Regions from separate parts of the Homo sapiens genome. Here region 2 is linked to region 1. A link is a loop called in an ENCODE intact Hi-C map of the cell type or tissue named here. Cell type or tissue: Calu3. All regions are shown on one strand. Each heading gives the region's core, and the rest is flanking DNA. Links, peaks and the distances in the headings are about the cores only.

Evidence for each region. A loop is a pair of places that touch in the nucleus more often than their neighbours do. Peaks named below come from ENCODE experiments on the same cell type or tissue, not always from the same donor. Only the 100,000 strongest peaks of a DNase experiment are listed, where the experiment ranks them.
Region 2: a loop joins it to region 1, with 4 times the contacts of the local background. A loop is called at or near these places in 2 of 110 quality-filtered maps.

What each region holds. Positions count from the first base shown.
Region 1 is chr6:84,463,954-84,469,908 of GRCh38, reverse strand. The region is part of intron 2 of LINC01611 (long intergenic non-protein coding RNA 1611); the gene reads left to right. The region is part of intron 2 of LOC107986620 (a long non-coding RNA gene); the gene reads right to left. Among named protein-coding and RNA genes, the nearest start is that of LINC01611, 8.0 kb to the left of the region's middle. In Calu3, for the core only: no CTCF peak of the experiment used is centred there; a DNase peak (open chromatin) is centred at 3,138.
Region 2 is chr6:84,544,104-84,550,058 of GRCh38, reverse strand. No RefSeq gene overlaps it. Among named protein-coding and RNA genes, the nearest start is that of LINC01611, 72 kb to the right of the region's middle. In Calu3, for the core only: no CTCF peak of the experiment used is centred there; a DNase peak (open chromatin) is centred at 2,448.

The sequences.
Region 1 (5,955 bases), core at 658-4,657:
TAGGGCCTGCTTTATTTTTGAAATTCCTCTATACATGCTTTGCAATCAACACTTCCCTTTCAAACGCCTTGTTCTACCTTCTTTATTAAAACACCCTTTGTGTGACAGCTCACCAAGCACCTTTCTACCTCCCAAGCCTGACCTCTTTAGGAGAGGTTCCACTGTGCTTTTCTTCCCCCATTGATACTAACGACATAATGGAGGTGTTGATGTTTTTCAAACACTAAAATTGAGCAAGTCTTGAAATAACTGACCTACAGTTGATTTGGGCCAAATAAGTAATTTACAGCTTGCCTCTCTACCTTGGTGTTAACTCACTGTAAACTTCAAAGTTCTTTTGGGTACAGAGGGAAACCTGGAAAAATATTTGCATTTATAGGTTAAGTCAAAATATATATTCCCAGAGCCCCTCCCTTTGAGGAAGCCCATAAGTTTTAACATAAACTTTATTTATATGTAAGAGTTACTACAAATTATACCTGAAAAGGACTTTATCATTTAGCTCAAGCTCTACTGACAAATGAGGAAACTGAAACCCAGGGAGATGATTAACTTGCTCAAGTTGACACAAATCAGTCACACTTGAAATATGGCTGCCTAGGCTGGGTTCCTAGGACACATTTTGGAGGTACAACAGTGAGCGTCCAGGTCCAACCTAGAGAGTGATGGTAGTGCCACCAGAAGATGGCATTCCTATCATGATGATGGAAAAAAGGCCAAGTTCAAAGCCAGAGATGCATTGCAGTTGTTCATACTACAGCAAGAAATTTAGGACAGTGAGCAATGTTAGGGTTTTGAAGGCCTATTTGTAGGGAGGCTGTAGCTGTGTGGCTGGGGAAAAGCCTCATGATTTAAAGGAGTTATGTGGAACTGGACTTTGTAGAGTTATTTATACATATGTGACCCATTCTGGACATTTCCTTTTAGGAAACTGTGTTTTTCATCAAATCTCAGAAGGAACTCATATTTGGGAAAGGTCAATCCTGATCCCTGCAGCAACACCACCAATCAGTGATGCAATCCTAGGTTTATCAACAAGGCTCCTCAAGTTTGGCTGCCAACAGAAAACTTCAACTAATAGCTGTGTTGTTAGTCCCACCTTTGGTGTTTTCTAGCCATATTCTGTGTTGTAGTCAATGGCTCTATCTCTTGAGCACTAAATGTGTGAGACTGATAATGTCTTAGCATTGCTGTTGTCTTTGGAAATCCATGCAGCACTCATATCTGGCCTCCTCAGCTGGATACATCTTCTTTCCTTCACTTATTTCCCCTTTCCTTGAGGGTCAAAACGATAACAATATATATATACTTTCTGGCTCTGGGATGTGAGCATCAGTTGTCGTGATAGGGTAGAAGAAAGAATGGAGTTTGTCTATTGGTAGGAAGCAAGGACTACTCATCTGCTGGACTGATGGCCCCATAATAAAATAAGAGTGAACAAGTAACACTGGCTATCATCAGAAATAGTGAAGACCATGCAGTGTAGCTACAGAGCTGTCCTCTGTAGTAAATGCCCTCATCTCTTCAGAGCTCCGTCCCCTACACATGTATGTTTTGTCACTTCATGCCACTCGAAGGGAAGATAGCATGGTACCTTTACCTACGCCAACGGAAAGGCAGTGAACACTACTACTGAGACAGCCTTCCACCAGTTTCTGTCTTCTCCAAGGCTGATGGGTTTCCTTCAAAAGAAAATAGTTACTATGTGTAGCCTTATCAGGTCAGCAGAGTTATTGTACTGGAGTTAATGAATATCTTTTTATTGTCTCTAATGGGAAACAACTACTTGCTTTCAGCATGATGTGTACGTAGCAGAAAGAGTATGGACAGAAAAACCTGTGCATATCCAGCTGTGTGAGTTTCAGCAAATTATTTAGCATCTCTGAGCTTCAATTCCCTCATCTGTAACATAGAGAAAATAAGAGTCTATTGTGAAGAATTATATGGATTAAATAAAATGTTATTTGGTTATATGAAATGTTAATTATAGTTATAATCTGATACATATTGAGTGATTAATATATGATTATTCAGCTCCTTCCCAGTGGTAAAACAAACAACACTGTTCCTTCTCATCCATGAGGGAGAATAAGAAGAAAGGGGAAGAGAAGGGAGGAGTTTATTCCCTTTAAGGATAACTTATTTCTATTATTTAGGGATATTGTAATTCCTCTGCATTGGCAGCCTGAATGTAGATTGAAAATACTGAAACTCCTGCACCCAACATGCATCAAAAAGATGAACTTCAGGAAATAAAGAAGTGCTATATATTGTCATTATAGGAAACTATGGTAGTAGGAATGCTAGTAGATTTACCAACTAAACAGTGGAGTATAATCAAATATCTGTTCCATAACTAAACTAAACATGACCATTTAGTACATTTGTGCCAAATATGAATCATGAGATAGGTGTTTATTTACCAGCATATCTCCTTACAGAAAAGCAAATAGTGTTCCCACATAGCTAGAGATTCAACTTGTCTCACTTCCTACTTTGATAAGATATTGAACTATTTCTTTATAAAACTCCTTATGGGCTATTCAAGATTTTTCATGGATTTTTAAATCCTTAATTAAAACAAAATCCACCAGAAATAATGAAGTGGGAAGCAAAAAAAAATCATTTCATTACATAATCATTTTTAGAGTCTATTCTCTAGGATGTATTATTTTATGCAATCAAGATTTTACACATCCATAAATGGCATTCACATTCTATTTGGTCATAACTGTTACATTAAAAAATTAATTCATCTTATTTGTAAATTTGTTTTCAAGAGTATTTATCTCAAGCTACTTTTCCACAGGGTAAAAGTCTAAGATTTCTTCACTAAGATAACTTCAATACAGAACTTCTATTGTTATTTTTTGCTTTTAGTAAAAACTATTTTCCTTTATTTAATGCAACATATACTTATATTTAATGTGGTATTTTTTGCCACATTAAATATGCGTAGCTTGTTGACAGACTCAGAGACCAGAAAGGATGTATAACATTCCCCCAAAATACTGTGGCCAGCACCTAACCAAGAGTGGCCAATGGCAGCAAGCCCAGGAGGGAGCAGGTAGAGCACACCCATGCTGCAGTGGCCAGGTCAGCCTTACCCCAGCATGACTCTAATAGGTGGTCACAGTCCTCCTGGAAATGACTTCCCACGACCTGCTGTTGGCCACGATACAAGGAGTCAGATAAATGATCAGAGCTGATGACTAAGCCCAGCAGGACCGGGCTTAGCTCAGGCAGCCACATTCAGGCAGACACTGGTACAGTAAAAACACACAAAATAGCACCATCAAAGTTCACTTCCTTCTATGCTAGCGTGGTTTAATGCTTTTGGGCCAGACAGAGCATTGCCCACACTCTGAATCACAGACCATATTATAGAGAGTTTATGAAGGTCTTATGAAGGTTAAATAATTTTTCAAAGCTTTATGAACTTTAACAGTAGAAATGCCAGTTTGCTTATTGTTGTTAATCCTGAAAGTGTGAAAAAAAATCTGAAAAAAGAAGCATCTTTTTTTTTTAACAAATGCCAATTGCAGGTTTTCTGAATTCCTACACTGTTCGTGATTTATTTTGTTTTCTATATTCCAACTGTGAACCACACTAAAACAGCAACCACAGTTGGTGAAAATATGATAGTACATAATGAACATTATTTTGACTTCATGGCAAAGCAAAAAGAGCCAGGAGCTACAATCAAGTCCCATTACACAATTAATTTTGAGACAAAACTATTTATCTAAAAAATTTTAAATTTCATGTGTTTTAGCCATTTTTAATATTATTTCAAAATTTTCAGTGGCTGAATGTTTACTCTTGTATATTTCCTAAACATTCCTTATGAATTACCAATCTAATAACCAAGAAAAGTATAAACTTTTACAGTTTTCCAGGTTCAGTGAGAATACATTGAAGAGCTAGCCAGGGGACAAAAGAGATGGATGTCCCTACTTCAGTAAACCTCAGTTGAATGCTTGAGATGTGCAAAACTCAACCTGGGCTTTCTAGAGAGACAGGTGTAAATTGGTTTCTTCACTTGAAGGAATTTGTATTTAGTGGTGAAAACAAGGCAACAAGTAAATAATGCCAATTTAAAGCTGATTATGTCAAAAGCCACGGGAGGGGCACTATGCTACTGCGTATGCAAAATGCTCTTGGATCAAAGGAGACCAGAGATCTAAAAGACTCTGCCCTGCTGAAAGCTCTGACTTCACTACTTCCAGATTCTCCCAAGATATGGAAAAATATTCAGAATTAAGGTGGAAGTGTCAGAGTACCTTTACTCTAAATTGCTCAGTTAACTCACAAGTTTTTATAGATCCCATGTGATCCTAAACAATTGTGTTATGCATGCTTCCTGATCAATTTTATTGACCTCTGATAGACTGGTAAAAATAACTGGGAAAATCTGTCACAGAACAGGATGCTTGGAAAATGCTGCCATAATGACCTTTAATTGCTAGAACAGAGGCTAGTCTACTTACAAAATAAATGGAGAACCAAGGAAATCACCTGTGTGATTCAGGCAAAAATGACAACTTTGCTGAAACTGTCTGAATGGATTAGAGACATCTGATTTATTTGGATCTAATTTATTTGCATGACTGGTAAAGTTGTGTTAATCTGCATTATTTAGATGATCGGTAAGGTTGTAGTAAGCCAGGTGATGATCCACATTTCCACAGTCATAGTGGAGGAAAGCACAGTAGCATTACACCTGCCATTCTTTTATTCATTCAACATATAGTTGTCAGGTACCTATTGGGTGGTGGTGTGCTAGTAAAGGTTTAAAACCTGGCTGGTTGGAAGTGGAAGGGAACCCTGATTTGTAGTATTTGCTAATTTTCAAAGTGTTAATAGATCTACCGTGACCAATTTCAAGCTACCAAAATGAATTCACTGAACATGGGATTGGGATGAGATATGCATAGCACACTGTTATTCAGTATTTCCACCTATAGATATAATAGACATAAATAACCACAAGACCATAGACAATAAAATGTAGTAATTAGGAAATAATGGCTTTTTGGTATTTACTACCTCTGTTTTAAATATAATTTATTTAATCATCAGTTGCTATTGTTTAATTTTTAATAATGGCTGTTTGATAACCAGCTTACAATATTCCTGGGAATTTAACAATCATCTGTCATGAGCCAGCACACATAGGCTCCAGCACACCACTGCTGTTAGCTGTCAGACACCATATGCTTCAGGCAGGTGACCTTGGTGCTAGATGCATTTCCTGTCCTAATAGAGAGTGCAGTCTAGTGAGGCAGACAGATTAAAGACAAAGATTATTTAATTCACAATAGCAACAGATATTATAAAAGGGAAATAATGGGAAGCCCAGCCTTTTGTTGGGGCATGAGTGTGAGGAAATGTTAGGGAAAATGACGTCCCCGAGGGAGGGAGTGATTTAAACTCACTGATTTAAACTGAGGCTTGAAGGAGATAAGTAAGAGGCTAAGGCCAAGACTAAGATAAATGAAAAACAAAAAAGCTTTCCAGAGGAGGGAAGATCTGACCCAATAATCCTGTGTATGGATAGTAGTGACCAAGGGAGACAGCAGCAATCTAGCTGAGATGGTTAATGGGCAGACCATGCATAACCTCTTACATCCTCTTTAGCATTTGATTCTTTCCTAAGATAATGGGCAAGCATTGCAAGATTTAAATAATAGTAAGCAGTTGACAAGTTTATATTCATGTGTAAGATTACTTGGTCCACTGGGGGAAGAATGGAACAATTATGAAAATAAAGAACTTCATTAGGAAGTTATTGCAGTATCTCAGATGCAAGAGTCTAGTGGCTTGGATTAAGCTGTTGTCAATGGAGAACGAGAAATAAATAAAAGATCTGTTTTGAAGACAGGACTGAAAGACTTGTCATGGAAAAGAAAGCTCATGGTCACCAATATCCATGTTTCTTCCCCTTTTCTTAGG
Region 2 (5,955 bases), core at 597-4,596, 80 kb before region 1:
TATGTGGAGTTTAATTCTGGTTTGAGTTAATAACGCAGGGAGAACTATTTTACACATTTGGTCTCTCTGGTAGATGACATTAGTACAAACATTAAAATGATGCTTCCCATGTGGGCAAAAATGTGGAAAAAAGAGAACCCTCATACACTCTTGGTGGGGATGTAAATTAGTACAATCACTAAGGAGAACAGGTGGGAGGTTCCTCAAAAAACTAAAAATAGAGCTAACATATGATTCAGCCATTCCACTTCTAGGTATATACCCAAAAGTAAGGAAATCAGTATATCTAAGGGATATCTGCACTCCCGTGTTTATTGTAGCACTATTCACAATAGCCAAACTCTGGAAGCAATCTAAGTGTCCATCAACAGACAAACGGATAAAGAAAATGTGGTACACTCACAGAATAGAGTACTATGCAGCCATAAAAAGAACCATACTCTGTCATTTTCAACAACATGGATGGAACTGGGGGTCATTATATTAAGCGAAATAAGCCAGGTACAGAAAAACAAACTTCATATATTCTCACTTATCTGTAGGAGCTACAAATTAAACAATTGAACTCATGGAGATAGAGAGTAGAATGATAGTTACCAGAGGCAGGGTAGGATAGCCAAGGGTGGGCCTGGGAAGGGGGAGGATGGAAAAAGGGCACAAAAAAATAGGAAGAACAAATAAGACCTAGTATTTGCTAGCACAACAAGGTGACTATAGTAAAAAGTAATTTAATTGTTTGTTTAAAAATAACTAAAAGAGTATAATTGTATTATTTGAAACACAAAGGATAAATGCTTGAGGTAATACCCTATTTACCCTGATGTGATTATTACATATTGCATGCCTGTATTAATGTATCTCATGTAATCCATAAACATATATATCTACCATGTACCCACAAAAATTAAAAATAAAAATTAGTGATGCTGTTCCCCAAGACTGGCATTTTAGAAGAAAGAGTGATTTTGAATCTGTGCTTGTGATAACTACAAATGTACTAATCATAGTACATATGATCACAGAATACAGGTGTGAATCTGACGCCCTTTTTTTTTTTTTTCATTAAGCAATGGCCCTGGTATTGCCAATAGGAAGCAAAATGACTTGAGCTAGTTTCATTCAGAACAGCCAGGTGGGCATGTTTTCTAAGAACAGGAATTAGCTATGATGAATGATCAGATTAAGCTTTTAAGTAGCAAAAGACAAGGCTTGTTTCTTTGGCTTAAAGCTAATGGCTTAAATGCCCTTTTTTTAAAAAAATCGATACTCAGATTAAAGTTACCCAGTGGAAAGAAAAATTAGGCCAGGTGCCGTGGCTCACGCCTGCAATCCCAACACTTTGGAAGTACGAGGAGGACAGATAACCTGAGGTCAGGAGTTCGAGACCAACCTGGCCAACATGGTGAAACCCCATCTCTACTAAAAATTCAAAAATTAGCAGAGTGTGGTGGCACGTGCCCTGTAATTTTTGTAGTCCCAGCTACTCAGAAAGTTCAGGCAAGAGAATCACTTGAGCCTGGGAGGTGGAGTGCAGTGAGCAAGGTCGTGTCACTGCACTCCAGCCTGGGCAACAGAGAGAACTTCTGTCTCAAAAAAAAAAAGAAAAGAAAAAAATTAATAATGATTTTTTAAAAATCAGATAATGTTGCTCTGTGGAGTTAATGTTATCTCACAATTAATCCAACTTCTCTAAGTCACAAATGAAGCAGGTAAAAAGTTGAGAGATTAAAGCAAAATTTCCATTCAACAATGGTTTTACAGGTTGCAATACTGGTAAATAATCCCTTATGTAAGAAAAATACAATGAGAGATAGTAGACTGTAATTACCAATCAATATTCCTGTAAAACCAAATTCTAGACAATATTATCAAAAACTTAGTTAATTTAATAATTATCTTCCATAGTAAAAAGGAGTAATTTATTTACGCTTATTGCTATAAACTTTATTCCACGGAATTGTAACCTGATTTCAATAGGGTAGTCAAATTCAGGGTGCTTTTTAGTTAATAAAAACTGCAAACCCAGAATGGCATTAAAATATCACTATTTTAATTTTCTAATCTTCCTTTATCTTCTTCATGAGAGCTACAGACACCAGATTAATCAACTTGTTTATGGGTAATGCCTTACTTTGTTTGTTTTTTTCCCTTGAATTTTTTTATTTAAATAAGTCTTTGTCTTAAAAGAGTATATCATCAGTCAAAATAATGCTAACACTTCTGAAAATATTTTCATTTTCTGACATGCACCGAGGTGCCATAAAGTAGTGTTGACAACTCCATCTTTAGCATTCCACAAATCTTACAGAGATATATCATCAGAAAACCACACAGTCTATATCTGGGCTCTGACAAAACTGAAACATGGCCTGCCAGCCACAGATAAGGTTTTGAAATGTTAGTCACTGAAAAGGTGATAACAGAAAGAAGGATCAAATGCATGTACACCTTCACCTTTGGACGCCTGCGGTTTTGAGCCGTGCCACTTTGGTAAAAGATATTGCCATTTGGCCTCTTGGCAAAATCAGTGGATATACCGAGTGTGATACAACATGAAAACACATGATGAACTTGGAGTTAAGTGTGTTGGAATTAAGAGGTGCTAAGAAGCAATGACACAGCATCTTTAGCAAATAGGAGAGTGAGAGGCTCAGGGTAGGAGCAGCTTGGGACAGAGCTGGAGGGATCAAAGCAACATGCCATCGTGCAGCTGCCAGCAGTGGCACAAATGGAAACTAGGAAACACTTCAGAGAAAGTGGAAACTTCTTCCTCATCATCTTCATCTTCATTGTCTTCTATTTTAGTCACTAAGTGTTGTGGGATTTCATGCTGTTCTCAATTTTATATGGAAATTTTAATAGATAGAAGGGGACAAAAACTCATTAGACTAGACCTGGACATGAAATACTAAACCAAAGGATTTTTTGTTTAGAAAAGACTCTTTTAAAAAATATAACCAGAATAATCACAAATATTACCTTTAAGATAGAATTTATAATCATTCACTTCTTAATGATTCCTCCTCCATGCCATCTATTTTCAAACAAAGCTGAGTTTATGGCCATCATACGAGATTACATTCCCGTGCAGTTGCAGTATTTCTTCTATAATGATTTATTTAAAAGGGCTTCACCATGATAGCTCTCCAACTTTGTTCCTTCCTGTGTATCACTGTTCAGGGTCAAAAGCTGGGAAAAGGGCTGGTCCCTAAGGCCTAACATATTTCACCAGTGGAGACTCTGGCTTTTCACTTCTCTTTCTCTCCTCATCACTTTATGCTTAAAGAAGAACAGATGTGGAAACGTTTAGAAAAAGACTAATTGAATTTCACATAACACAATTTAGCATTGTTTGAGGAAGTACCTAAATCAACAGCACATTTTCCAAAGTCCCAGACTCGCCTAATTAGAACACCAAACGTGTGACTAATTGGCCACACTTCCACCAAAGGCTCTGCTGCAGATGAGCTGTCGCCGGTTCCCCTCGCCCCAGCTGAGGCTGGCGGTCTGGCTATGAGGCAAAGTGGTTGCTCTAAATGAGCTGGGCAGAGCATAATGGAGAAAGGAACTTGGAGAACAAATCCACATGAAGCAGGAGAGGAACTGGAATGTGTACGCTGCGGCAGCATCCAGAAAATTACCAGGAGATTATCAGTACATAAATTAAGAGATACTTGGGGCTCTGTAATTGGGACCATTAATAGCCTGCTCTTTATCATTTCAGCTTCATGGTCTTAGAACTTGACATCTAATTAAAATATAGTCTGATATCACCAGCAAAGGCTCCACTTAACCCAACCCTTCAACACTGGCAGATCTGTTTTTTGCATGCAACAGGAGGCTTTCTTTTTTTCTCACTTTATTTCCTGATGGTGTGCAGGAAAGTGTGTGGGGAAGAAGGAGCACAATTAGAGGAAAGAGAGAAGAGATTCTGGGGTTGTTTCTATTGTAAAACTCTGAACATTTTGCTTTAGGGAGTCTATATTCCCTGCTTTGTCCCCTAAGTATAAAACCCATGGAACTGGAAGTGACTTTAAAAGTCATTTGGTGCAACTTTTGCATTTTATAGATGAGGATTCTGGGGCCAAGAGAGGTAAAGTAATTTGCCTAGGGCCACACATCTCTTTGGTGACCAATTTAGGATGAGAAATCAAATGTATGACACTCCATATCTAGTGCAATTTATACCTCCTCTTTTGTGCTTGAGCTGATGTTAAGAGAGTAACATTATGTTTCACAATTACCTAATGATGTGCCTCTTCAATCCCAATCTTTTATTATTATTATTATACTTTAAAGTCTGGGATACATGTGCAGAACGCGCAGGTTTGTTACATAGGTATACATGTGCCATGGTGGTTTGCTGCACCCATCAACCCATCATCTACATTAGGTATTTCTCCTAATGCTATCCCTCCCCTAGGCCCCCACTCTGCAACAGGCCCCAGTGTGTGATGTTCCCCTCCCTGTGTCCATGTGTTCTCATTGTTCAATTCCTACTTATAAGTGAGAATATGCAGTGTTTGGTTTTCTGTTCCTGTGTTAGTTTGTTGAGAATGATGGTTTCCAGCTTCATCCATGTCCCTGCAAAGGACATGTACTCATTGCTTTTTATGGCTGCATGTATTCCATGGTGTATATGTGCTACATTTTCTCTATCCAGTCTATCATTGATGGGTATTTGGGTTGGTTCCAAGTCTTTGTTATTGTGAATAGTGCTGCAATAAACATAGGTGTGCATGTGTCTTTATAGTAGAATAATTTCTAATCCTTTGGGTATACACACAGTAATGGGATTGCTGGGTCAAAAGTTATTTCTGGTTCTAGAACCTTGAGGAATCGCCACACTGTCCTCCACAATGGTTGAACTAATTTACATTCCCATCATCCGTGTAAAAGCGTTCCTGTTTCTCTAAATCCTCTCCAGCATCTGTTGTTTCCTGACTTTTTAATGATCATCATTCTAACTGGCATGAGATGGTATCTCATTATGGTTTTGCTTTGCATTTCTCTAATGACCAGTGATGATGAGCTTTTTTCATATATTTGTTGGCTGCATAAACATCTTCTTTTGAGAAGTGTCTGTTCATATCCTTTGCCTACTTTTTGATGGGGTTGTTTGATTTTTTCTTGTAAATTTATTTAAGTTCCTTATAGATTCTGGATATTAGCACTTTGTCAGATGGATAGATTGCAAACATTTTCTCCCATTCTGTAGGTTGCCTGTTCACTCTGATGGTAGTTTCCTTTGCTGTGCAGGAGCTCTTTAGTTTAATTAGATCCCATTTGTCAATTTTGGCTTTTGTTGCCATTGCTTTTGGTGTTTTAGTCATGAAGTCTTTACCCATGCCTGTCCTGAATGGTATTGCCTAGGTTTTCTTCTAGGGTTTTTATGGTTTTAGTTCTTATGTTTAAGTCTTTAATCCATCTTGAGTTAATTTTTGTATAAGGTTTAAGGAAGGGGTCCAGTTTCAGTTTTCTGCATATGGCTAGCCAGTTTTCCCAGCACCATTGATTAAATATGGAATCCTTTCCCCATTGCTTTTTTTGTCAGGTTTGTCAAAGATCAGATGGTTGTAGATGTGTGACATTATTTCTGAGGCCTCTTTTCTGTTCCACTGGTCTATATATATGTTTTGGTACCAGTACCTTGCTGTTTTGGTTACTGTAGCCTTGTACTATAGTTTGAAGTCAGGTAGCGTGATTTTTCCAGCTTTGTTCTTTTTGCTTAGGATTGTCTTGGCTATATGGGCTCTTTTTCGCTTCCATATGAAATTTAAACTAGTTTTTTTCTAGTTTTGTGAAGAAAGTCAATGGTAGTTTGATGGGGATAGCATTGAATCTGTAAGTTACTTTGGGCAGTATGAACATTTTCATGACACTGATTCTTCCTATCCATGAGCATGGAATGCTTTTCCATTTGTTTGTGTCCTCTCTTATTTTCTTGAGTGGTGG